3 separate regions of the Homo sapiens genome follow, and all the other regions are linked to region 1. The links are chromatin loops, found by intact Hi-C in ENCODE. Cell type or tissue: endothelial cell of umbilical vein. All regions are shown on one strand. Region 1 overlaps LRP2 (LDL receptor related protein 2). Region 2 overlaps ABCB11 (ATP binding cassette subfamily B member 11). Region 3 overlaps CERS6 (ceramide synthase 6).

What was found. Hi-C counts contacts between places; a loop is a spot of excess contacts. Peaks named below come from ENCODE experiments on the same cell type or tissue, not always from the same donor. Only the 100,000 strongest peaks of a DNase experiment are listed, where the experiment ranks them.
Region 2: a loop joins it to region 1, with 4 times the contacts of the local background. A loop is called at or near these places in 7 of 110 quality-filtered maps.
Region 3: a loop joins it to region 1, with 5 times the contacts of the local background. A loop is called at or near these places in 4 of 110 quality-filtered maps.

Annotation. Positions count from the first base shown.
Region 1 is chr2:169,138,491-169,146,490 of GRCh38, reverse strand. LRP2 (LDL receptor related protein 2) reads left to right here. Exons shown (of 79, transcript NM_004525.3): 70 at 568-744; 71 at 3,698-3,817; 72 at 5,946-6,036; 73 at 6,881-6,948; 74 at 7,120-7,240; 75 at 7,785-7,914. Among named protein-coding and RNA genes, the nearest start is that of DHRS9, 73 kb to the right of the region's middle. RefSeq lists a silencer at 4,418-4,712. In endothelial cell of umbilical vein, a CTCF peak has its summit at 4,534 (motif pointing right); a DNase peak (open chromatin) is centred at 4,550.
Region 2 is chr2:168,944,750-168,952,749 of GRCh38, reverse strand. ABCB11 (ATP binding cassette subfamily B member 11) reads left to right here. Exons shown (of 28, transcript NM_003742.4): 20 at 7,789-7,893; 21 at 7,984-8,000. Among named protein-coding and RNA genes, the nearest start is that of G6PC2, 47 kb to the right of the region's middle. In endothelial cell of umbilical vein, a CTCF peak has its summit at 3,933 (motif pointing left); no DNase peak of the experiment used is centred here.
Region 3 is chr2:168,770,557-168,778,556 of GRCh38, reverse strand. CERS6 (ceramide synthase 6) reads right to left here. Exons shown (of 10, transcript NM_203463.3): 10 at 3,423-8,000. It overlaps CERS6-AS1 (CERS6 antisense RNA 1), which reads left to right. Exons shown (of 3, transcript NR_045787.1): 2 at 3,606-3,736; 3 at 3,919-6,606. Among named protein-coding and RNA genes, the nearest start is that of CERS6-AS1, 12 kb to the left of the region's middle. In endothelial cell of umbilical vein, a CTCF peak has its summit at 4,671 (motif pointing left); DNase peaks (open chromatin) are centred at 4,166, 4,606 and 7,606.

The DNA of each region.
Region 1 (8,000 bases):
GAAATAACTGAGTTTCCTGTTAGGTTGCCCCAGTAGAGGTGGTTTCATGTGTACCAATGTTAATTCATGTCTAACCGCTTCTGGACACATTCATTTTCACTTTACTAGATTGCCCAGTATGCACAACTGTAAATATCTAGGAGATGAACATTTTTTGTTGTTGTTGTTCAGACTCTGCAGAATTGCAATGACCCAGCACATATCACATTTTTCCTATTTGGTCAGATAGATGTCTTATGTTCAAAAGAAAACATAAAATCTTGCCATTTAAATTGTTTTCCAAAAATGCAGTAAAATCAGTAACTTGAAAGTGAGCTAGGGCCCTGTGATTGGTGTCGGGTGGTATACATCAATGTGGTTTAATTTCTATCTTCTTGACCTCCTAATGCAGCACACTTTCACAGTCCCATGTAGCTAAAGTCAGCCTGAATATTCCCAGAGCTTCAAGGCATTGTATGAGGGAATAATTCAAGCAGAATGACATCAGATCTAGAAGTGGCGGTAGGGTGTAGTGGGTATTTTCTTTTCAATAACCTTCTGTTTTGTTTTTCCCCTGTGGGTAAGCAGCAATGAACCCTTACAGCCTGGACATCTTTGAAGACCAGTTATACTGGATATCTAAGGAAAAGGGAGAAGTATGGAAACAAAATAAATTTGGGCAAGGAAAGAAAGAGAAAACGCTGGTAGTGAACCCTTGGCTCACTCAAGTTCGAATCTTTCATCAACTCAGATACAATAAGTCAGGTAATCACCAACTTTGGTATAAGATGCTCCTCATTACTTGGAAATCTTATTTCAAAATAATGGCTATATTGCTGGAAGATGGCAGTAGATAACAACAAGCTAATCTCTTGGTGCATGAAAGGGGTATATGTGTATGTACGTTTGCTGGGGGAGAGGAACGTTTTAACCATTTTCACCAAAGAAAGATAAAATTGGTGGTCAAATGAAATTATGCAAACCATCAGCAGGTAAGTAAAAATATTAGCCCTCATCATTGTTTGGAGTGATGGATATGTACTTCTAGGCCACAGAATCCAGCAGACATCAGTCCCCTGCTAAATGTGAGTTGGGTTAACAAGTCACAAAATGGGTTTCATAGGCATCAGAAATCTTATCCTTCCCATTGCAAGGCTAGGCTAGTCAGGTCAACCTGAGATATGTAGGTCTTAGTTTAAAATGGCCAGTCATGTGCATTCCTACCCGCTCCCCTCTGTCTCACTTTCCCACTTCTGGGCCCTGCTTCCTCAGGTTACCTGTGCGCTAATTTATCCTTCAGCAGTGTGTGGAGCAAGATGAAAGGCAAAGGGAAGTGAGGAAAGGAAATAGCCTTTTACTAAGTTCTTATGTCAAATTCTCTCTTCAGTGTTAATTCAGCCATCTATTACTTCAATTACCTTATAAAGACCTCCCAAACCTTATAAAGACATTTTATTCTCATCTCAAATAAAGAAACTGAGGCCGAGACAGATTTAGTAACTTGTGTGCCTAAGTCACATAACAAATGGGTGAGTTTTAATCTCAGAAATGAAATAATTTTTAGGTTCAATTCTATCCAACCCAAAACTCAGCATCTTGCTGTATTGGCCCAGTGTTCAGTATGCCAAAGTCCCAGGTTGAATGCTATGGATATGTGGCCTTTGACAAGTTACTCCCTTCCTGTCCCCATATGTGAGTCATGGGTGGAGTCTGGGGTTGTCTTGAGTCTGCTGATATTTTGAGACCTTGATCAGCCTTGAAAAATTGCAACTCAAAGCTGAGACTCCCATGAGATGACAGGGGTGGCAAATGCCTTTTCTAGGGCATGGCTTCCTTGTTTTGGAAGTATATCACCAAAACACTCCAGAATACTCCAGACCCTACCAATAGAATAGCTTTTGTGTCCTAAGTGCCCTTGCGGCTCTCACACTTGGCAATTTTAAAGGTAGGAGAGGAAGGCACAGTACACCTGGAAAGGCTATCTCCCCTCCCTACCGCCTCTGGACCCTGAGGAGAAGGCAGAGGAAAGTCTGGAGGCTGCCCCTGAAGGAAAAGCATCTCCCTCCGGCAGCTGATGCTCAGGGAAGGCGGCTCCTTTGGAAAGTGCTGGTGGAGTGGGGGTGGGGGTGGGGGTGGGGATGGGGAGTACAGCCCCAGCCCAGCCTGTTTGAACCAAGAGTTCTGAAAGTTGAGCATGCCTCAGAATTATCTGGAGAGCTTGTTAAATATAGATTCGTGGGCCCCATCTGTTGCACTTCTGATGCAATATGCCTGAGGTGGCCTAAGAATTTGCATTTCTAGTTCTCCTGTGACGTTGATGCTGCTGGTTCAGTGACCACATTTTGAGAACCGCTGCTCCAGTCCCTTGCTACTCAGAGTGTGGGCCATGGGCCAGGAGTCTTGGGATCCTTATGGGAGCTGGCTAGAAATGCAGTCTCTCAGGCCCACCCCAGACCTTCTGAATCAGAATCTGCATTTTAGCAAGATTCCCCAGGTGATGGATAGCACATTCAAGTTTGAAAATCTCCACTCTGGAGGGCCGACGAAATGGTAATGAGACAGATATTGATGGAGGCTTTTGGAAGATGTGTTACTAATTTATAGCTATGCTTTGTCTGTGGTTACATCTTGAATGACAGACAATCAGGATCACAGAATGTTAGTCTGAGAAGGAATGTAAAGATTATCCACTCCAGTACAACCCTTGGATAAATCATAATACATGCTAAGGTAGAATTAATAAGGCTCTAGACTTACCTAGGGAGCTTTTAATGGTAATACTTGAACTCTACCCCAGACCAATTCAAATCTGAATCTCTGTGAATGGGCATCAATAGGTTTTTTTGTTTGTTTGTTTTTTGTTTTTGAGACGGAATCTTGCTCTGTCGCCCTGGCTGGAGTGCAGTGGTGCAATCTCGGCTCACTGCAAGCTCCGCCTCCTGGGTTCACACCATTCTCCTGCCTCAGCCTCCTGAGTACCTGGGACTACAGGTGCCCGCCACCACGCCCAGCTAATTTTTTTTTTGTATTTTTAGTAGAGACGAGGTTTCACTGTGTTAGCCAGGATGGTCTCGATCTCCTGACCTCGTGATCCGCCCAAAGCGGCCTCCCAAAGTGCTGGGATTACAGGTGTGAGCCACCGCGCCTGGCCTGGCATCAATAGTTTTGAATAGCTCCCAGGTGATTATGAGGAACCATTGCTCTAAATTCCCTTTTCTTGCAATTAAGGTAACTGAAACCCAGAAGAAATGTCTCCTTGGAGGGTTGGGGTGGAAATCACATCCAGTATACTTTGGATAGACCATATGTTATGATCTGTCCAGTTTTGGGTAGTGACAAATCTTGGTATAATATGTGGATCTCACTGGTCTTTTGAACCATCTCAAGTTGTTTAGCACTGAGTAGATTTTGAGGTTAGGCAGTGAACCAGATACCCACCTTCCAAACCTCTCAGGGCAGCAGAGAAGATAAGTGATGCCAATAGAAAATGTGAGTGGTACAGAAATTGGCTGGAGGGCCCAGAGAGGGACTATCCCACTGCAGTGTGGTGGCAGAGATGATAGTGTAAATGAGGGTGAGTGGCCAGCTGACACGTGGACGAGAGGTATTGAGAGGATGCCTAGGCTCTGCTGTCACCTGGCAGAGCCACTTCCAGTTGCTGGGTATTCAGGTTATTCATTCTGTCAGGACCTAACTGCTGTTCTCACCCGCTTTCCAGTGCCCAACCTTTGCAAACAGATCTGCAGCCACCTCTGCCTTCTGAGACCTGGAGGATACAGCTGTGCCTGTCCCCAAGGCTCCAGCTTTATAGAGGGGAGCACCACTGAGTGTGATGCAGGTAGGAGCACTGCCCAAGCAGCTATGGGGGCCTGGGAGCACTCCTCTGCTGCCTTCAGGAGTCAGAAGAATCCCTGTATGCTGGGTCCTTTGCAGCAGAGTGGGGATGGCTGGAAGGAGGGTTAAGGGATGTGGGAGGTATGAACAGAGTTGAGTGGGACTTAGGGGGCAAACAGAACTGTGTTCCAGTGACTGCTGAGAATTATTTGCTAAGATCTGCAGAAATATAGATCCAGTGTCCCTAAATCTATTGCTGTGTTGTTTTGTAAAGACATTTTGAAGAGTGAGTTTTTATAAGACCTCTACCTCAAGCTGGATTCCCATTGCCCCAGAATCCACTCAACCTTAATTGTAGCTCCTCAGGGTAGAGAACCATGTCCAGTTTTGACAACTGAAAAAGGGCTACCTTTTGAAAAGTGCTTTATATTATCAGGAGACGAAGACCAGCATGAGGAAGCTGTGGTTTAATTCTAGTCCCAAACGCTGTGGGTGATCTATTCTTGGCAAGACTTTTTTTCAATGACTCTTTTAAGGAGTTAATAAGCCGGATGGGGGCGAATAACTAGTGTCCCTAACTAGCATCCGGTGCTGGAAAAGCCTGTGAAAAAGTCGTCCTGCAATTCACTAGCGGCCCATTTTATGGCTCACATCCTTGGGGCCTTCCCCCAGTTTTAGCTGATGGGGAAAGGAAAACGCTTAACCACCTTCTACCACCAGGGGGAGCAGGCAGTTAGACCAGGAACCACCCTTTGACTCATTCCAAACAGGCTGAGGAGTTGGCAGGTTTAGGGAATGAATCCAGGGAGAAAAAACTGTTTCTTGTCACCCCTCTTCCCCTACTCTTGCACTCATCCCAACGCTACTGGGGAAATATTGGTAGGAATCCAATATTTCGAGCCATATTTGGAACAAAATGACAATTTCAGGCTTTGAGATTTGTTCCATGCTGTGGATAGATTGTTTTGCCACTTACTGCAATTTCACATCGTGGGAGCAGTGTGGTCCTGGTTGTCACCTCATCTACTACTTTTCTCATTTAAACTTTTTGCCAAGTGGATTTTATTAAGATTCTTGTTTTAAAGAACTTTAACCGAAGTAAGCACACGAATGATGGCAGTCATTCCATATAGGGCCTCGGTTTGGTATAATAATTAAGCAATTAGTCCAGTGAGATTTCTTGAGTGCCAGCTATGTGCCAGGCACTGTTCTAAGTGCTGGAGGTAACAGAGGTGAACAAAACAGACAAAACCCCCTGTGTGTATTGAGTTTACATTCTAAGAGGACAATAAATAGAGAAGTCAATAAATACATGGTAGTTCAGGTGGTACTATGGAGAAAATGAAGGCAGAGGAAGAGGGATGAGGATGGGGTGAGTGGGGATTGTCCTTTAGATAGTGTTCAGGGAAGACCTGTCTGATACAGTGAACATTGAGTGGAGACTCAGATTGAAGGACTGAGCCAGGAGGGTATCTAGACTCTTTAAATAATATACACATGTAACCTATACTTATTAAGCATCTTCAATATAAAAGACACTGAAGCACTAATTCCCCATCAGGCACATCCTGGGAGTATGTACAGGCCTAGCTGGGAGCAGGGACTTGGAGTAAGGGCAGTTTGGGAGGACTTGAAAACTCAGGAGCTCTCTAGCTAACTGCCTATCAAATATCTCTATATCTGTAGCTATGTGACTGCCTGTGGACTGATCAATTACTGATGCTTTGGTGTCTTTAGTTGAAGTTTCAAGGTGGGCCTACATTAAACTCTTGATTTTAACTGGGTTCACGGAGGAGAATTCTGAAAACTTCAAATGAGAATGTGAATATTTTAAGAGATTATTTTACCACTAGGTTCTTGTAACTATTAATATATGTGCTCCAGAGTCTAGTACCTCTCCATTGTTTTTTGGGAAAAATTCTATAAACTGCCCCCTTTCTTTCCACTAAATGTATGTTACTCTCCAAGACCTTAAGGAAACTCACTGGACTTAGGGGGAAGGTAAGCTTTGACAGGGAGACTAATTGGCTGGCCTGCCCCTCCTCCCACCCCTAACCTGGGCCGGTTTGCATGGTGTGGGCACTCTGCTGAGTACAGCTGACTAACACCTGCATGGCTTTCCCTTCCTGCAGCCATCGAACTGCCTATCAACCTGCCCCCCCCATGCAGGTGCATGCACGGAGGAAATTGCTATTTTGATGAGACTGACCTCCCCAAATGCAAGTAAGTCTGAATGTTGAGGTCCCAGCTATAGGCCTTGCCTCTTCTGGGGAAATTTGAGACCTTAAAGTAGCCAGGAAAACAAATACAGGAACCTCACCAGTTCACTAATTCTTACATTTTAACCAGCTTGCCTTCCCTTGAGGGAGTCTACAGAGAACTGAGGCAGTGCTTCTTTAACTAGAATGTGCATAAGAATCCCGTGGAGATCTGGTTCAAGTGCCCATTCTCACGCACAGAGATTCTGCATTTCTAACAAGCTCTAGGTAGGCCACAGGGTCTTGGACCACACTTTGGGGAGCAAGGAGTTAGAGAATTGGCAGCAGCATTTTCCTACTCACCTGGTATTGTTGATTACAACAGGGCTGTGGGAGAAGAGCTGTCTGCAGGGCTGCTTTAGTACAAGGCACTCGTGATGAGCAGAAAGACTGGGATGGATTCGGAAAGAAGATGACTGTGTTGCGAAAACTCTAACATGGAGCAAGATAAATGGATGTCTTTAAAAAGCATTTAATGAAAGCATATAAAAGAAAGAAACATAACCATGGTTTCCATTTGTACTCTCTAAGGAAGCATTGCATAGATTAGACACCAATAGGTTTTCGTGGCCAGACTCACCCCCTCAGTGCCACAGCTACTCCATTACAAGTGCATTTCTAAAATCAGAGCACTGTTCTTTCTGCTTGTCTTCTCTTGGCAGAATGAACAAAAGTCATGCAGGATACATTGTCTGTTCAACATGTAATTTATGCAGTCAAAGCTCTCTCTACTTCAGGATGTGCTCAGAAAAATGCAGTAGAAGCCTAAGAACATAACAGCTAGTGAATGATTTGCTTTTTCCTTTCAGGTGTCCTAGCGGCTACACCGGAAAATATTGTGAAATGGCGTTTTCAAAAGGCATCTCTCCAGGAACAAGTAAGTTTTAAGAATGTGAGCAACTTGGAAATTACTCATGGCCCCTACATTGAATGCTGTCACAGCTTTTCTACTTAACCCAGTCTTTGAAGGAGTGGTTCTAGCCCCCAGTTTCTGCCAGGATTGCGGGCTCCCATGTGTTGATGTGCTCTCTGCTATCTTCTTCTATAGCCGCAGTAGCTGTGCTGTTGACAATCCTCTTGATCGTCGTAATTGGAGCTCTGGCAATTGCAGGATTCTTCCACTATAGAAGGACCGGCTCCCTTTTGCCTGCTCTGCCCAAGCTGCCAAGGTCAGTTTCATTATGGGGAACGTTGATGTTTGAAGCCTAAGAAATTCATATGAAGCCATGTGAAGGACTTAGTTTTCTTTCTAAGTTAAAAAAGCACAATACGCAGTTCACCGATTCCACAGAAACAAAAAGTAGTGAGGATGTAAAGCAGTCACTTCAAATCCCAACTTCTTAGTCAAGTGCTTCTCTAAAGCCTGAGTGACAAGCTGTGTTTTGTAGTCCAAATGGTTGTGCCTACTGGTAGGTGTTCAGGTCAGAGAGGAGTGAAAAGGCAGCTGTGTGATGGCCCAGGCTTTATCCTTCTATGTGCTGGACTCTTTTTCTTTTAGATCTCATGGTTCAGGAATGTGCTTTAACGTTTCCAGGTAGCTAAGGGAACTTACTACCATATTTGACAGTGTAAATTTAGAGTGGGAATTGAGCATTACATTTGAGGAAGATTTGGCAATGTGGAGGAGAGGGTACTATTGTGAAAGGTTGTATTTGTTGTTTTTGTTGTTGTTGTTTTAAATAACAAGACACTGTTTTGGTTACTTCTTTCCAGCTTAAGCAGTCTCGTCAAGCCCTCTGAAAATGGGAATGGGGTGACCTTCAGATCAGGGGCAGATCTTAACATGGATATTGGAGTGTCTGGTTTTGGACCTGAGACTGCTATTGACAGGTCAATGGCAATGGTGAGTATGGTTTCAAAATGATTATTTGAAGGTTGTCATTTATAGAATAAATACTTTTTATAAAGAACAAAATTCACCTAGAGAAG
Region 2 (8,000 bases), 190 kb after region 1:
TTAGCAAAAGAAAAGAAATAACAAAGACCAGAGCAGAACTATACAAAATAGAAACAAACAAAAAAAAAAAAACAAAGGAGCAATGAAACAAAAAATTGTTTCTTTGAAAAGATAAAATTGATAAACTGCTAGCTAATCAAAAAGAGAGAAAATCCAAATAAACTCAATCAAAAATGAAAAAGAAGATATTATAACAGATACCACAGAAATACAAAAGATTATCACAGACTATTATGAAAACCTACACTGGAAAACTTAGAGGAAATAGATAAATTCCTGGAAGCGTGCAACCTACCAAGATTAAATCAGGAAGAAATAGAAAACCTGAACAGACTAATAATGAGTAGCAAGACTGAGTCAGTAATAAAAAATTTCCTAACAAAAAAAAATAAAAGCCCAGGACCAGAAGGATTCATAGCTGAATTCTACCAAACAGGCAGAGAGCTAATACCAATCCTCCTGAAACTATTTTAGAAATCAGAGGAGGGAATTCTCCCTAACTCATTCTACAAGGCCAATATCACCTGATACCAAAACCAGACTAGGACATCACAAAAACAGAAAACTACAGACCAATATCTCTGATGAACATAGATGTAAAAATCCTTAACAAAATAACTGAATCCAAGAGCACATCAAAAAGATAACACACCATGATCAGGTGGGATTTATACAAGGCATGCAAGGATGGTTCAACATATGCAAAGCAATAAACATGATATATCACATAAACAATATTAAGGGAAAAAATTATCATTTCAATAGATGCAGAAAAAACATTCAACAAAATTCATCATCCCTTCTTGATAAATATTCTCAATAAACTAGGCATAGAAGGAACATACTTCGACATAATAAAAGCCATACAAACCAACAGCAAATATCATACTTAATGGGGAAAAGTTGAAAGAATTCTAAGAACTGGGACAAGATAAGGATGCCAATTTTCACCACTCTTATTTAACATAGTACTGGAAGTCCTTGCCAGAGCAATCAGGCAAGAGAAAAAAAATAAAAGGCATGCAAATTAGAAAAGAGGAAGCCAAATTATCCCTGTTTACTGATGAAATCATATTATTTATAGAATACCCTAAAGACTTCACCAAAAACTCTTAAATTTAGTAAGTGAATTCAGTAAACTTTCAGGATACAAAATTAATTTACAGAAATCAATAGTGTTTCTATACACCAATATTGATCTAGTTGAGGGCCAAATCATGAAGTTAATCCCATTTACAATAGCTACAAAAAAAATACTTAGGAATATATTTAAGCAAAGAGGTGAAAGATCTCCCTAAGGAGGACCACAAAACACTGATAAAAGAAATCATAGATGCCACAAACAAAAGGAAAAACATCCCATGCTCATGGATTGGAAGAATTAATAACATTAAAATGACCATACTTCCCAAACCAATCCACTGATTCAATGCAATCACTATCAAATTACCAATGTCATTTTTCACAGAATTAGAAAAAAACAATTTTAAAATTCACATGGAACTAAAAAAAAGAGCCCTAATAGCCAAAGCAATCCTAAGCAAAAGGAACAAAGCTAAAGGTATCATATTATTTGGCTGACTAAATTATTCTACCAAGGTATACAAATAGACACATAGATCAATGGAACAGAATAGAGAACCCAGAAACAAAGCCACATACCTAAAACCAAGTTATCTTTGAAAAAGTCAACAAAAATATTCATTGAAGAAGTGACACCCTACTCAATAAAAGGTGCTGGAAAAATTGGATAGCAGTATGCAGAAGAAAGAAATTAGACCCATACCTCTCACCACTTACAAAATTAACACAAGATAGATAGAACACCTAAACATAGACCTGAAACTATAAAAATACTAGAAGAAAACCTAGGAAAAACTCTTCTGGACATTTGCTTAGGCAAAGAATTTAATTCAAAGTCCTCAAAAGCAAACACAACCAAAACAAAAATAGACAAATGGGAATAAATTAAGCTAAAAAGCTTTTGCACAGCAAAAGAAGCAGTCAACAGAGTAAACAAACAACTTACACAATTGGAGAAAATATTTACAAACATTACATCCAACAAAGGGCTAATATTCAGAATCTATAGGGAACTCAACTCAAGCAACAACCAAATAATTTCATTAAAAGGTAGGTGAAGGACATGAGCAGATATTTTTCAAAAGAAGACATACAAGCAGCCAACAAACATTAAAAAAATGCTCAACATCACTAATCATCATAGACATGTAAATTAAAACCACAAAGAGATACCATTTTACAACAGTCAGAACAGCTATCTTTAAAAAGTATAAAAACAACAGATGTTAGCAAAGATGTGGAGAAAAAAGAATGCTTATATACTGCTGGTGAGAATGTAAATTAGTACAACCTTTATGGAAAACAGAATGGAGATTTCTCAAAGAACTAAATATGGAACTACCATTTCATCCAGTAATCCCACTACTGGGCTGTATTAGGGACAGCGTTCTCTAGAGGGACAGAACTAATAGGATATATATCCATATATGTATACACACACACATATACACATATATATACATATTTATAGGCGTTTATAGGATATATATCCTATTTTGTGTGTGTGTGTGTGTGTGTGTGTGTGTATATATATATATGGGAGTAATAGGATATATATCATTTTATATATATATAGGAGTTTATTAAGTATTAACTTACACATGATCACAAGGTCCCACAATAGGCTGTCTGCAAGCTTGAGGGGCAAGGAAGGCCAGTCTGAGTCTAAAAACTGAAGAACTTTGAGTTTGATGTTTGAGGGCAGGAAGAATACAGCAGGAGAGAAAGATGTAGGCTGGGAGGCTAGGCCAGTCTTGCTCGTTTACATTTTTTTCTTCTTGCTTTATATTCACTGAGAGCTGATTAAATTGTGCCCACCAGATTAAGGGTGGGTCTGCCTTCCCCATACTGCTGATTCAAATGTTAATCTCCTTTGTCGACACCCTCACAGACTCACCCAGGGGATCAATACTTTGTATTCTTCAATCAAGTTGTCACTCAGTATTAGCCATCATATGGGCATATACAAAGGGAAAGAAGTCATTATGTCAAAAAGATACCTGCACTCATATGTTTATTGTCACACTATTCACAATAGCAAAGACACAGAATCAATCTAAATTTTTATCAACAGAGGATTGGATAAAGAAAATACGATATACCATGGAATACTACTCAGCCATAAAAAGGATGAAATCATGTCTTTTGCAGCAACATGGACAGAACTGGAGGACATTACCCTAAGTGAAAAAATTCAGAAACAAAAAATCAGATGCCACATGTTCTCACTTAAAAGTGAGAGCTAAACAATGGGTAAACATAGACATACAGGGTGGAATAATAGACACTAAAGACTCCAAAAGTTGGGAGGATGGGAGGGAGATGAAGGTTGAAAAATTGCCTATTGGGTACAATGTTCACTATTCAGGTGATGGGTGCACTAAAAGCCCAGACTTCAATATGCATGTAAGAAATCTGTGCTTGTACCCCCTAAATATACAAAAATTTTAAAAAGTTAATTTTAAAAAAGCAGTTTAAAAAAATGTGATCATGTTTTCTTGGCTGAAATTCACACACACATATATACACATAAATCCTTTGAGGTCCACAAGGAAGGAAACCTAGAACTGTCAACTTGTACAAGGTGATGGGGCCAGGACTAGGGCCCAGGTTTACCGAATCCTAGTCTATAGAATTTGCCAACATATCACATTGTCAGAGCTTATTAAATGATAAAAGCTTACATTTTAGTTCCCTACTCCATTTCTTTCTCTCACATCACCTCTCCTGACCGTAAAAATGACCCCACAAGCATGAGTTGTACAGAAAAACCTGGATAATCCACAAACAAAATCAAGTCCATCGTGTAAGGAGGGCCCCAGCCACCACTGTAGTTTTCGCATTGCCCCCTTGTGGTAAGTGAAGAAATCACATTAATTTCAGAAAGGTAGAGAATCGGAAACACTCAACTTTGATTAACTGAATTTCTAGTTATATGGTGCCATAAACTTTTATGCTGAAAATCTTTGAAATAATTTATATTTCTTGATTTCCTAGTAGGTACAATATCCAAATATAAAATGAATCATCTTTTATTCCCTCGACAGATCTGTATTGATTGTCTTCCCCAGACATGGTGCTGTGGACTGGGGAATGCATATCGGTTATGATGCTTTCCCTAGTGGAGTTTTCAGTCTGTGAGGAAGATAACATCAACAAAAAAAAACCCACTCATCATTCAACAGATATTTACCACCTATAGTTTTCCAGGCATTGTAACTAATGTTGGGCATAGAGTGGAGGACAAGAAAATCATTGTGTGTTTGTGTGTTGCTTGCACAAAGCTGACATTCTAGTAGGGAGAAGCTGGGGAAGTGCATTTCACTGGGCAATGATGTTAGTGTAGAAGGTGTAGGGAATAGGGTTGGATCAGAAAGAATCCAAGCCTGTGTCCTGGATGTTTGCTTTTTAAAAGAAATCCAAAATGTCAGCTTCTTTGCTGATTATTTCTTTACCTCTTATAAAAGCAGAGTAAAGAATATCCTCACCCATCTCCACCTAAACTGTGCATATGAGCTGCTGTGGAGAGTTCTGACTTTCCTGTCAGGAGATCTTTCTTCTGAAACTGGCTCTTCTAGTTACTTACCACATCCTGTGTGCCCTGGGATCATGTCATACCTCTTCTCCCGGTCTCCATTTCCTACAAAATGCAGGATTTAAAAGATGATCTCTAAGATATCTTCCAGCTCTAGTGGTCCATGAAATGGCTAAGTTAAAAAAAAAAAGAGATTCAACTATAATTGCTGTCCTTCTTGAGCACCTGCTTGGTCATTGGTGGTGACAATATTCTCTGTGTTTCTTCTGGTGACAACCAGAAACCTTAAGATGGACTTAGAGACTTAAGGGCTGCAGGACCAGAGTAGGCAGCATCTAGGTGATGAAATCCAAAGTCTACTCGTCGTTCTTGTTCTCACAGGGTTATATTTGCTAAGAGAATGATGCCGAACAAACCACTATTTTTCCTCTCTGGTAGAGTAGGTTGTCTCTTTGCATAATTATCATGTGTTCATTAGTAAACTCATGATGCTTTCTTCTCACAGGGTATAATTGTGAGTCTATTTATAGTTGCTCTATTTTCCTTCTGACATACCTAAAGGGCACAATATGCACATTTGTTGTATTGAGACCACACTGTGGGAATGGACCCAGCAAATGATTGGGCCTTATTAGGAGCCCAGTTGCCAATCTAGCTAAGCCTCAATATACATGTAAGGCGTAATTTGTCTGCTTCACTTTCCCTGTGTCCATTTGACTTGGAAAATGTGCCAATGTTCCAAGCACAGCACTTGGGATGTAGCATGCTGGGGAAAAAAAAAAATGGATGTGAGAGTCGCCAGCTCTGGATTTGTAGTAGGTCTCTACTCTGTACTATCTGTATATATTTAGGTGAGTGATTTATCCTTGATAAATTTCCTCATCTGTATAAGGAGCAAGAAAATCTACCTCACTGGGTTGTTTTGAGAATCATAATTCCTAATTTAAGTTACAGCAGGTTAATCTACGCATTTGACATGTGGCACATAGCAAAAGGTTAATGAATGTTAGTTTTCTCCTTCAACAAACTTACCATTACAAAAATAGCAAAGATGTGTGCCAAAACTACAACTAGTAAAGGAACAGAGGAATCTATGGATGGATAGCCCTTGGAGTTGCATTTCAACAATAAGAATATACAAAGAACTCGTGGAGCAGAATTTTGTGAAAAAAGATTATGGATAGAGAGATGCCCAACCTTGAATTGGACAGTTGTATGAATTTTAACATTAGCTAAATGCTCTTTCTTTTTTTAACACTGAGAAGGTAAGTAATACAAAAAGCTAAAAGAGCATACCCAATAGAAAACCACTGCACCAGAAGCCAAAAAACAGGCATTTTCTTATCTAGTAATAACCACTAGCTTAATGAACTTGAACAAACAACTTGATGTTTGGGGCTTTATTTTCCATCTATAAGAGTTAAATGGGAAAATCTGCTGTTCTATAGACCATCATTATAAAAGGTGACCTTAAGGAGGAATGGGAATTGTGGCATCGCAGTTTGGGGTTTCAGGGTATTTGCACAGTAATTTTAAAAATATTTATCTTTAAATTTTTGAATTTTTAGACTCTGTAAACTTACGAGTTATGCTATGCTGGGAAGAATTACTGTGCTACTTTCTGAACCCACTTTTACCAGTATTGAGCACCATGAAGGCCCTAGAAACTTCATCCTACAAACAGTAAAATCTCATTAATTTAGAACCCCTCCTACTCACTTTGTAATTTGCCATAATTTGAACGGGTTACTTTTGCTTTACAAAAAAAAGGATTTGTTAATGGAGTAGCACATATTGTTTCCAAGGAGATTTATTTGGCAAATAATAGCTACTTAGTAAATATTTTTGAATAAATGGTCTCCTTTGAACAACTATTTGTTGACACTGTTTTAATGACTCAAATTAATTCAGGAAAATGAATAAAGATGTATTGTATAGCTCTCTAATGCATACTTCTGACCTTCCCAGTTCCCTCACCTGGCCTAAATTACAAAGGTTCTGTTATGCACAAAATCCATTTCACCACAAGGCAATGTCATTGGAGTATGTTCTTTCATTTTTCTTATTGTAACAAGATCCTCAGTTACTTGAACAGATGTCTGTAAATTCAGAATACGTTTGAGTGTAGTTTACTAAGCATTATACACTAAAAACTCCCACTCACAATGGCCGTAGTTTTTTAGGGGGTGGGGGAATGTTTCAGCTTCTGGTGAGTTAGAGGCAACAACCTCAATATCAGATGAATGAAATTTTTTTCTCTCCTAAGGCAATTCCAGTCAATGCTTTGATAGTTTCTTTTTTAATGCTGTATAGTCTATAAAACTAATTAACCGGCAAATTACCTGAGTGAAAGTCATATTTTCTTTCATTTAGTAATAGAGAAAGATATCGGTCAAAATATTAATACAACTTTGAGTTTTGTCCCAGACAACATTTCCAGATCTCGATTCCCTCCCTCCCTCCCTTCCTTCCCTTTTTCCTTCATAACTCCCTCTCTCCTTCCCTCCCTCTTTGCTTCCTTTCTTCCTTCTTCCCTTCCGTCCTCTCTTCCTTCTTCTGTCCCTCCTTCCTTTCCTTCCTTCCTTTCTTCCTTCTTTCTCAGTTTTATTACTTAAATGTTTTAATCATTTTATCATCCTTTTCATCTGTGTTGATGAAAAACCAACACAATTGCCTAAAAAGGCAAAATAACAAGACAAAAATTCTGTAAGTCATCACCATTGGTTTTCATTCACCAGGTTTTCCGCCCCACAGAGGACTGTAGTACATCGTCATCATATTCTTAGCTAACTTTCGTTTAATTACTAGCATGTTTAAAGTGGAACCATTATTTAAAAGACTTTATTTTTTAGAGCACTTTTAGGTTTACAGCAAAATTAGAGGAAGGTACAGAGATTTCCCATATACCCCCTACCACCCTACACGCATAACCTCCCCCATTATCAACATCTCCCACCAGAATGATACATTTCCTACAATTAATGAACATACATTGACACATCATTATCACAGATCCACAGCTTACATTAGGGTTCACTCTTGGTGTTGTATATTTTATGAATTTGGACAGATATATAATGACATGGTAAGAAAAATTCATTTTAAACATGTAAATAGATTTATTTTTCTATTTATAATAAAGTTACTTTCTTGTTTACTATCTTTCCAAGACTTTTTCAATTCCTGATAAAGAGGAACAAAGGTCACAGATCAATGGTGTGTGCCTACTTTTTGTAGCAATGGGCTGTGTATCTCTTTTCACCCAATTTCTACAGGTAAGAAATGTTATTTTTCAGTAAGTGATTTAGTTATTTTTCCTTTTTTCTCATTAAAATTTCTCTAACATCTCCCTCTTCATGTTTTAGGGATATGCCTTTGCTAA
Region 3 (8,000 bases), 370 kb after region 1:
AGTTGGAATCATATAGTACATAACCTTTTCAGATTGGCTGTTTCACTAGGTAACATGTATTTAAGTTTCCCCATATATTTTCTGTGGCTTGATAGCTCATTTCTTTTTGGTACTGAATAATATCCCATTATCTGGATGTACCACAGTTTGCTTATCCATTCACCTACCGAAGGACAACTTGGTTGCTTCCACGTTTTGGCAACTATGAATAAAGCTGCTATGTATGTATAAATTTCATCCATGTATGGGTTTTTGTGCAGACATAAATTTTCAACTCCTTCAGGTAAACTCCAAGGAGTATGATTGCTGGATCATACGGGAAGAGTATGTTTAATTTTACAAGAAACTGCCAAACTGTCTTCTAAAGTGTGTGAACCATTTGCATTTCCACCAGCAATCAACAGAGTTCCCCTACATGCTTGTTAACATTTGGTGTTGTTAGTGTTCTGGAATTTGGCCACTCTGTGACATTTGTAGTAGTATCCCATTGATGTTTTAATTTGCATTTCCCTGATGATATATGATGTGCAGCTCCTTGTTTATTTGTTTTTTGCTTCCCTTTATTGTAAGTTCCATAGAAGTAGGAACTTATCTGTCTTATTTATCATTCTGTCCTTAGTGTCTACAATAATTCCTGGCACCTAGTGGGCTCTCTATAAGTATTTTTGAGTGATTGAATTACGCAGCCAGGGAACTGAGCCTTTGCTGTTTATTTTTGGCTCTGCAGATATTTTATATTATTCAGTAAGTTAAAAAAAAATAAACTTCTTACCTGAAGATGTGCTTCAAAACTTAGTCATGAATGCTGGAGCATAGACCTTCTTGCCTTGTTTCACAACTGTTTCATTCATTCTCTAGTTCTTCATGTCCTCTCTCTTCAGTTCCTCTTAGCTTGTTTCTAGCCACTTCTCTAGTCTCAGTCCTGCATCTCCCTCCCGTGATGCCTGGACTTGGGATGCTGGTGTCAAATCCCCTTATCCAAGCCTGCCATAAAGCCCCTCAGCTTCTGTGCCTGAGGCACCAGTGAGAGAAGCGGAACCCACACAGGGAAATCCTGAGTTCAGAAAGAGTTGGAGACAAAGTACTGTCTCCTGCTTGTTTCCTAATAGATGGAATGTTAATTGCTAACAGCTCCCATCTTACTAGTTCTCTCGTAACTGGGTTCATTTGTTTCTTCGACAAACATTTCTTGTGTCCTATTACATGCCAGACTCTATGGGAGGCTCTAGGAATACTGGCTTTATGCTGCTTATTTGGTTTGCTCTCCCGCATCTATTGTTGCTGTGCACCATGGGAGGCTGAACCCTGTAGCCTACGTCCCCCAGGCTCCGCACTGTCAGCTTTCTGCTGAGTCCAGCCAATGCGTGGTATAACAAGGCAGGAAGAGAGAGACATTGGGGTATTTTCTTTCCATCCAGGTTTGTAGCCCCCAAAGAGTGGCCTCTCTTCCATACTAGCCCCTCTCACTGGCCTCTGGTTACAACCCAGGGGTGGTAAAGGCTTCCCATACTTGTTAGCCTCTGGGTGCCTCACTCTCCCTTGTTTGATGTAATCCAGCCCATGCCTCTGTAAAGTCATCCTTTTATTAAAGTTTCTTCAACTTAACCATCTGACAGTGACTGTTTCCCACCTGGACCTTGGCTAAGGCAGACTTTATATAATTTTTAAATTTCAGGCTGGGTGCAGTAGCTCATGCCTGTAATCCCAGCACATCAAGGCCAAGGTGAGAGGATTGCTTGAGGTCAGGAGTTTGAGATCAGCCTGGGCAACACAGCAAGACTTCACCACTATGAAAAATTTAAAAAATTAACTGGGTTTGGTGGTGTGTGCCTCTAGTCCCAGCGACTTGGGAGGCTGAGCTTGGGGGGATTGCTTGCGCCCAGGAGTTTGTGGCTGTAGCAAGCTATGATCGCAACACTGCACTCCAGCCTGGGCAACTGAGAGAAACCCTGTCCTTAATTTTTTTTTTAATTAAAAAATTTAAAATTTTAATGTTTAGGAATAATATAACTTTTGTTTCTTTGTGCTCCAGCACTTTGAGAATAATTAAGGGTGTGGGTCCCAGGATCCAGTTACTGTGCTAATTGGTTCTGAGGGACCACCCAGCATCCCAGTAGTTCTTGGTACACAGCTCTCCCCCTTTGTTGTCCTATCATCTCTCAATGTTGTTAGCATTGTTGCCACTGTTCCCACTGAAGCAAGAGCACGGCTGGTGGAAACAGAATTAGGAGGCAGGAATAACAGATGCTTAGGTTGGATATGGCAGCCCCAGTAGTAAGCAATGGGGCCTAGAGAAAAGGGAGTTGCATTTTGGCTACTTGGGAGAGATACTGCTATAGTTCGAATGTCCTCTCCAAAACTCAAGTTTTAAGGTAGGACCTTGTCCTTATGCATGAATTAATGCTTTTATTTCAGGAGTGATGAAAGGATGAGTTTGGCTCAGTTTCCTCTGTCTAGCATGCTTGCTCTCCCATGTGGCACCTTCTGCCATGTGATGACCTTCACCAGTTTCCAGCACCATGCTCTTGGACTTCCCAGCCTCCAGAACCATGAGCCCAATAAACTTCCATTCTTTATAAATTACCCAGTGTGTGGTATTCTGTTACAGCAGCAGAAAGCAGACTAAGACAGATGCTTATAGCATTAGATTATGCTATGTTTTGTAGAACTGAAGAATTCATGGATTCCAAAAAAGTATATTTTTTCATAGTCTGTATTTTTGTGTCTCAGAGGAATGTTGGTGGTTTAACTTATTAGAATAACTCATGCTTGAAATCAGCATGAGTTATTCTATTGTTGGGGGTGGTTATAATGTTTATAAGATTTTAATAGGGTATCTGCTTTATTTTTTATAATACTTGTGATAGTGGTGGGGTGTCTGGTTGAATTTCAGTGCTATTTTTACGGCTTTTGAGTACTAGAAGACCTAAGCTTAGAGCAGAAGAGCAGATTGAGAGAGGTATTTCACAGGAAAGACAGAGAAAGATGGAGAGAAGTTCTAGCAAAGTGAGGTACAAACCAAGAGAAGATGATGTGGGCCAAACTCCGATGAGGGGTGCATACACAGAGAAGGGAAGTTTTGTGTTGTGCTTTGGGTGTTTATCCTAGGTGCCTCTTTTAAAATTTTTTTAAAAATAAGCATAACCTGATATATTTCAGATGATCTCTATAAACCATGTTTTCCAGAATAAAGTGCTACATAAAATTTAGCATTGAGGTTTTAATCTTAATTTTCAAAGAGATACTACAGTCTATCCAAGTTAACGTAACATTACTTTCTCAATGATCACAATGATACTGGGAGTTGACGAGGCTTGTAACAATCTACTGGGATGATGTGAGCCTTTATTAACCTCATCAGGTGAGATGTGATGTTTTACCCACACGAGCTGGTTAGCATTTACAGTAAAGGGCACTTACACTGCACTCTTAATACTTATCTTTATTATGAAAGTGTTTCCAAAGTAAAATGATCCTCATAATAATGATTGCTTCCAGAGATCAAGAATGAATAATTATATTTTCATATAAAAATCAGCAAAACACAATAACAATACATAAAATAATTCTAATTGGCTAACAGTATTTCATTCCATTTCTGACAGAGATGCTCAAGCACTGAATTGTCTTAAGAAAACAAGTAAGGTTTTGTCACCTATCCTATTTCTCACTGCAAGTTGAAAAAAATCAAATCCAAACACCACCACCCCTTCTATGACAACAAACGGCTGTGGAGGTAAATGACTATGTGGGCAAAGAGTTGATGAAAATCATGAGCTTAGGGGCTTTATGAAACTTTGGGAAATCAAACTCAGAGGTTGTTTTCCATTCTTAAAGTAATGAAGCTCTAAGTTAAAGTTTCAGAATCATCACATAACTGTTCCTATTCCATAACTCATTTCTTTTTTTTTTTTGCAGGTAATCTTATTTTCCTAAGGGTAGTTTCATGATGACAGTGTCAAAAAATTACTGTGGATAAAGAAAAAATTGTCTCAATGAAATAGAATTTTTCACTGAACACAGAAACCATCTCAATAGTTGCTGCTCCCTGGTTTCCAGGCCACGCAACAGACATCAAACCAGGAAGCCAAACTTTCATGGACCTGTGTTAAGAAAAACACACATACATGGGCATACTACTTTTTCCAGAAAAACGGAATTAGGCAGAGAAGGAAGTGTGGGTGTACAACTGATCCACAAGCTATTGGGAAATCAATAGCTAAAAAATGTCCACACCCTGGCTTCCTTTTATCAGGAACTCCAGGAGGCTGAAGGAATGTGAGTGCATGAGATAAGCAAGACAGATCTTAACGGTCCCCTCACATCCCTTTCTGGGCAATCTCCAGAATGCCTAGTTTTGTGGAGACACCATGTACTATCTGGCTGCAGAGACTTTCTTAGGTCCCGTGTTAGACCCCATGGGGTCTCAGCATGTGGTCATGTGGTAATGCATTCCTTTCAAAGGCTTTGGGTTGAACTCAAGTTGGAAATACCTGGAAAAGACCAAGCTTCTCCTTTGGGTGTCTGCGGATCCTATTAAAAATATTCGTGATGTTTTAAGTTCTCCAATACAATTTTCTCCACGAAAACAAGCATCAGATACACTACCTCTAAGTATTTATTGGAGGGGTTCCAACAGCCTCGTGGACAGGCCTTCTCAGCAGCTACTGAGTGCCCCCTAGGGGTGGGGAGGGGCCAGTGCACATGGAGGCAAACCACAGAGCCCTTTTGTGGCCTATTATTATGAAGAACTAAAATGTGGCCAGTGAACCAGTCAGTGCTCATCACTACGGGGTACTTTGACAATGGCACAATTTCATTTTACCAAAAGAAACCTTCACTGGCTCTGGGGACTGCAATATCTTCATTTTAAAATATTTTGCTGCGTTTTCTTCAAGGGCGGCTTGTGACAACTGAACTGCTGATTATTCCTTCCATGGACAGCATGGTAGTGGCAAGTGCAGTAACTGGGCTCATTGCATTTTCTCTTTCCATACAAGTTACTGCAACTGCCATGTGATCACTTTTCCAGCAGGCTGACTTCGATTTGATTTTTTTCTTATTTAAATGTTAGAAACATCTCAGGGCTATTATTATTTATCTACAAAGCAGAAATCAGCCAAAGACAAAGGAAAAAAGTAAGCTAATCAGAACCTGAAGACCTGAAATACCACATGAAATGTAAACATTTAACTTTTTATTTCCAAAGGATTTCTTGAAGCCTCTCTGGAGATAATGACATCACCACACATACTGTTAAACAATCTTTTAATACCTTTGGAATTACTCTTTATAATTTTTATACTTCAAATTAAGAAAACCGCCCAATGTTCAGGCAACTTTGGCATTAACATTTCCAAGAAAGGGACAAAAACAACTATTAATGCAACATCATGAAGAGATTGGGGACAATTGTGGGTGTCTATAAAGCTCTCTTTGAAAAGCTCTTTAAAGCGAACTCAGGTAAATGGAAATGAAATCTGACTTTTTACTTAGGCCAAATAACAATGAGGTTTGAATATAAAATGGAAGATTCAGGCCCTTTCTACCTAAGATGAAGGCATTTAGTTTGCTCAAATTCAAACTCCACCAAATACTCTGAATGGAAAGTTTGGCAACAGAACTGGACATGTGGAGGTTCACCAACCATTTTGATCAAAGGTGATCTGATTTTATCTCACTTCTTGCCTAACCTTTCTGGCTTCTTTACCTTGACTAGATGCCTGTGGCATTATATAATGATGCAGCCCAGCAGAAGTAGGATGCTAATAAACCCTGGGGTAAAGCAGCAATCATCTGCATTTTTACCACATACACTTGAATAATCCAAAATACTGAGAGTTGCTTCCCTATGCTCAACATCCATAGGACCAAATTTGGAAAGGTGAACTGTAGTTGGCTTATATGCTGGCCTTAGGTGCTCTTATGACCTGTGCTTAGCCATATTTAGCTCACTGGCTAAGAGGCTGAAAAGATTCTACCACCTTCAGGTGTGTGGGGAACATGAACAGGAGGCTGACAAACAAGGAGGGAAGTTTCTATTGTACCTGGTGAGTGGGTTTTATGAAAAGAATATGGGTAGGGATGAGTCAGTGATATTTTGGTTTTATCACTTTTTGGAGAAACATACATATATATACATAAATAGAACACATGTTTTTATATCATTTATTGACCTGAGGCCAAATTCTACTCGATTTTCTACTTTCCCCCTACTAAGAGATCCAGAAAAGCTATTAACATTAGAGAATAAAGTATTACTTCTTCTGGAATCCTTTCTACATACCCCTTTGTACTCTGGGAAGGTTTGAATGTGACCAGGAAGGAGGAGATATCAACACAGGCTAAGTTAATTAACGAAAAACAGCATTCTGACTAACCTATAGTTGAATTTACAAAATACACTTCAAAGCTATGGCCTGGTACAGGGGGAGGATGAGATACTGCACATATTTTTCTCTCTCAGCCTTATCAGGCTACCATGGGAAAGCTATAGACAGAGATATATTATTCTTCACCATAAAAAGCCTGCAAACCCCATTTTAATTAGCCCCAAAGAACTGTGCCCTAAAATGTAAAATGAAATAAAAATCTCTGGATAACATAGACGACTGTGTGAAGTGAATGCCATCAGTTAGAGAGACCCCAAGTGTTCCCAGTTCTCCTTCTAAGTAACTTCTGGGGGGAAAAATGATTGCTTAGATTTGCCTTTGCTAATGACAGACCCCATTTACTACGTTTTATGCAATTCTTCTAAACCTTTAATTTACAAGATGACCTCCTTGAAATTATTCTTCTGTGCTCGAGTGTCATATGATCTAAACCTGAACACATGGATCTCTAAAGTTAATTTTAGCCATTGAGAGGACTTGCCCCAGACACTAAAGCAAGCTAAATATGTTCATATTTTAATTAAGAAACTTTTACCTTCTCAAAATTTTCAGCTGTAATATGCTATTACCTTATACATATACTTGCATTTTAGCAGATGTTCTGGAGACTAACAAGTCCTTTTATGATTGTTCTTACAAACTCAACCATCCACAAATTACACTCCTAGACATATGCCTGTTTTGTGAAATAAAATAACAAGGCTCTAAAAGCAGAATTATTTGCATCGTTTTCTCAATAAACAAGCAGATGTATTTCTAAGCCTCTTCAATTATTACTAAGGACCATAACAGAAACATATTATTTTGTAAATAAGTAGGGCAAGATATAATATTACGGTAAGAATTTTTTGGTTGGGAACATTCTTTTAACTATTAACCCACAGATTGCAAATTGTGGGCAAAAAGCTTTAATTTTTTCCAAGAATTGAATTAAATGTGAATGGTTCTGAGCAGGATACGCACTCTCTGGTGTTTCTGCACGCTTGTTAGCATTTCTGCTGTTGTCTTCACAGCCCTGATTCACACATTTATATTATGGCATTTTTGTTTGGGGTTCGTTCTAAGTGATGGCCTTCTTGATTTATGAAGGGTTTTATAATCCCTTTTTCCTCTTACTAAAAGTTAGAAGAAGAGATAAAATCTTTGGCTGACATATGGTTTTCTTATCTGTACATAAATAACACTGCTATGTAGGAGACTTATGGAAACTTATTCTTCAGTAATTTTCCTCATTGTTGATATTGCCATTGTCCAATAGAATTTTTCATTTTTCCAGAAACAGCCCCATTTGAAAAAAATTCCTGGAAACCAAAGAAGCATTGTAGTGTAATGCTGCTCAGTGTTTAGTAACAGGAAAGTCATCTGGATTACGTTTAAGGAGAAAAGCAAAGGGTAAAATAGTCTTTCTCCCATTGGCTTTATTTTGCTCAGCAAAATAAAAACATCAACATCAAGTACTAGATAGGGCTTTTTCTTGAAAGCTGGTTGCATTAAAGTGCTCTGCACTGCACAGGTAATCTTTATCAACTCTTGAAATATTTTTTTGTCCCCAAATATAGTTAACTTCTTTCTTTTATAACATAAGACTGCACTAATTATAGGGTAGTG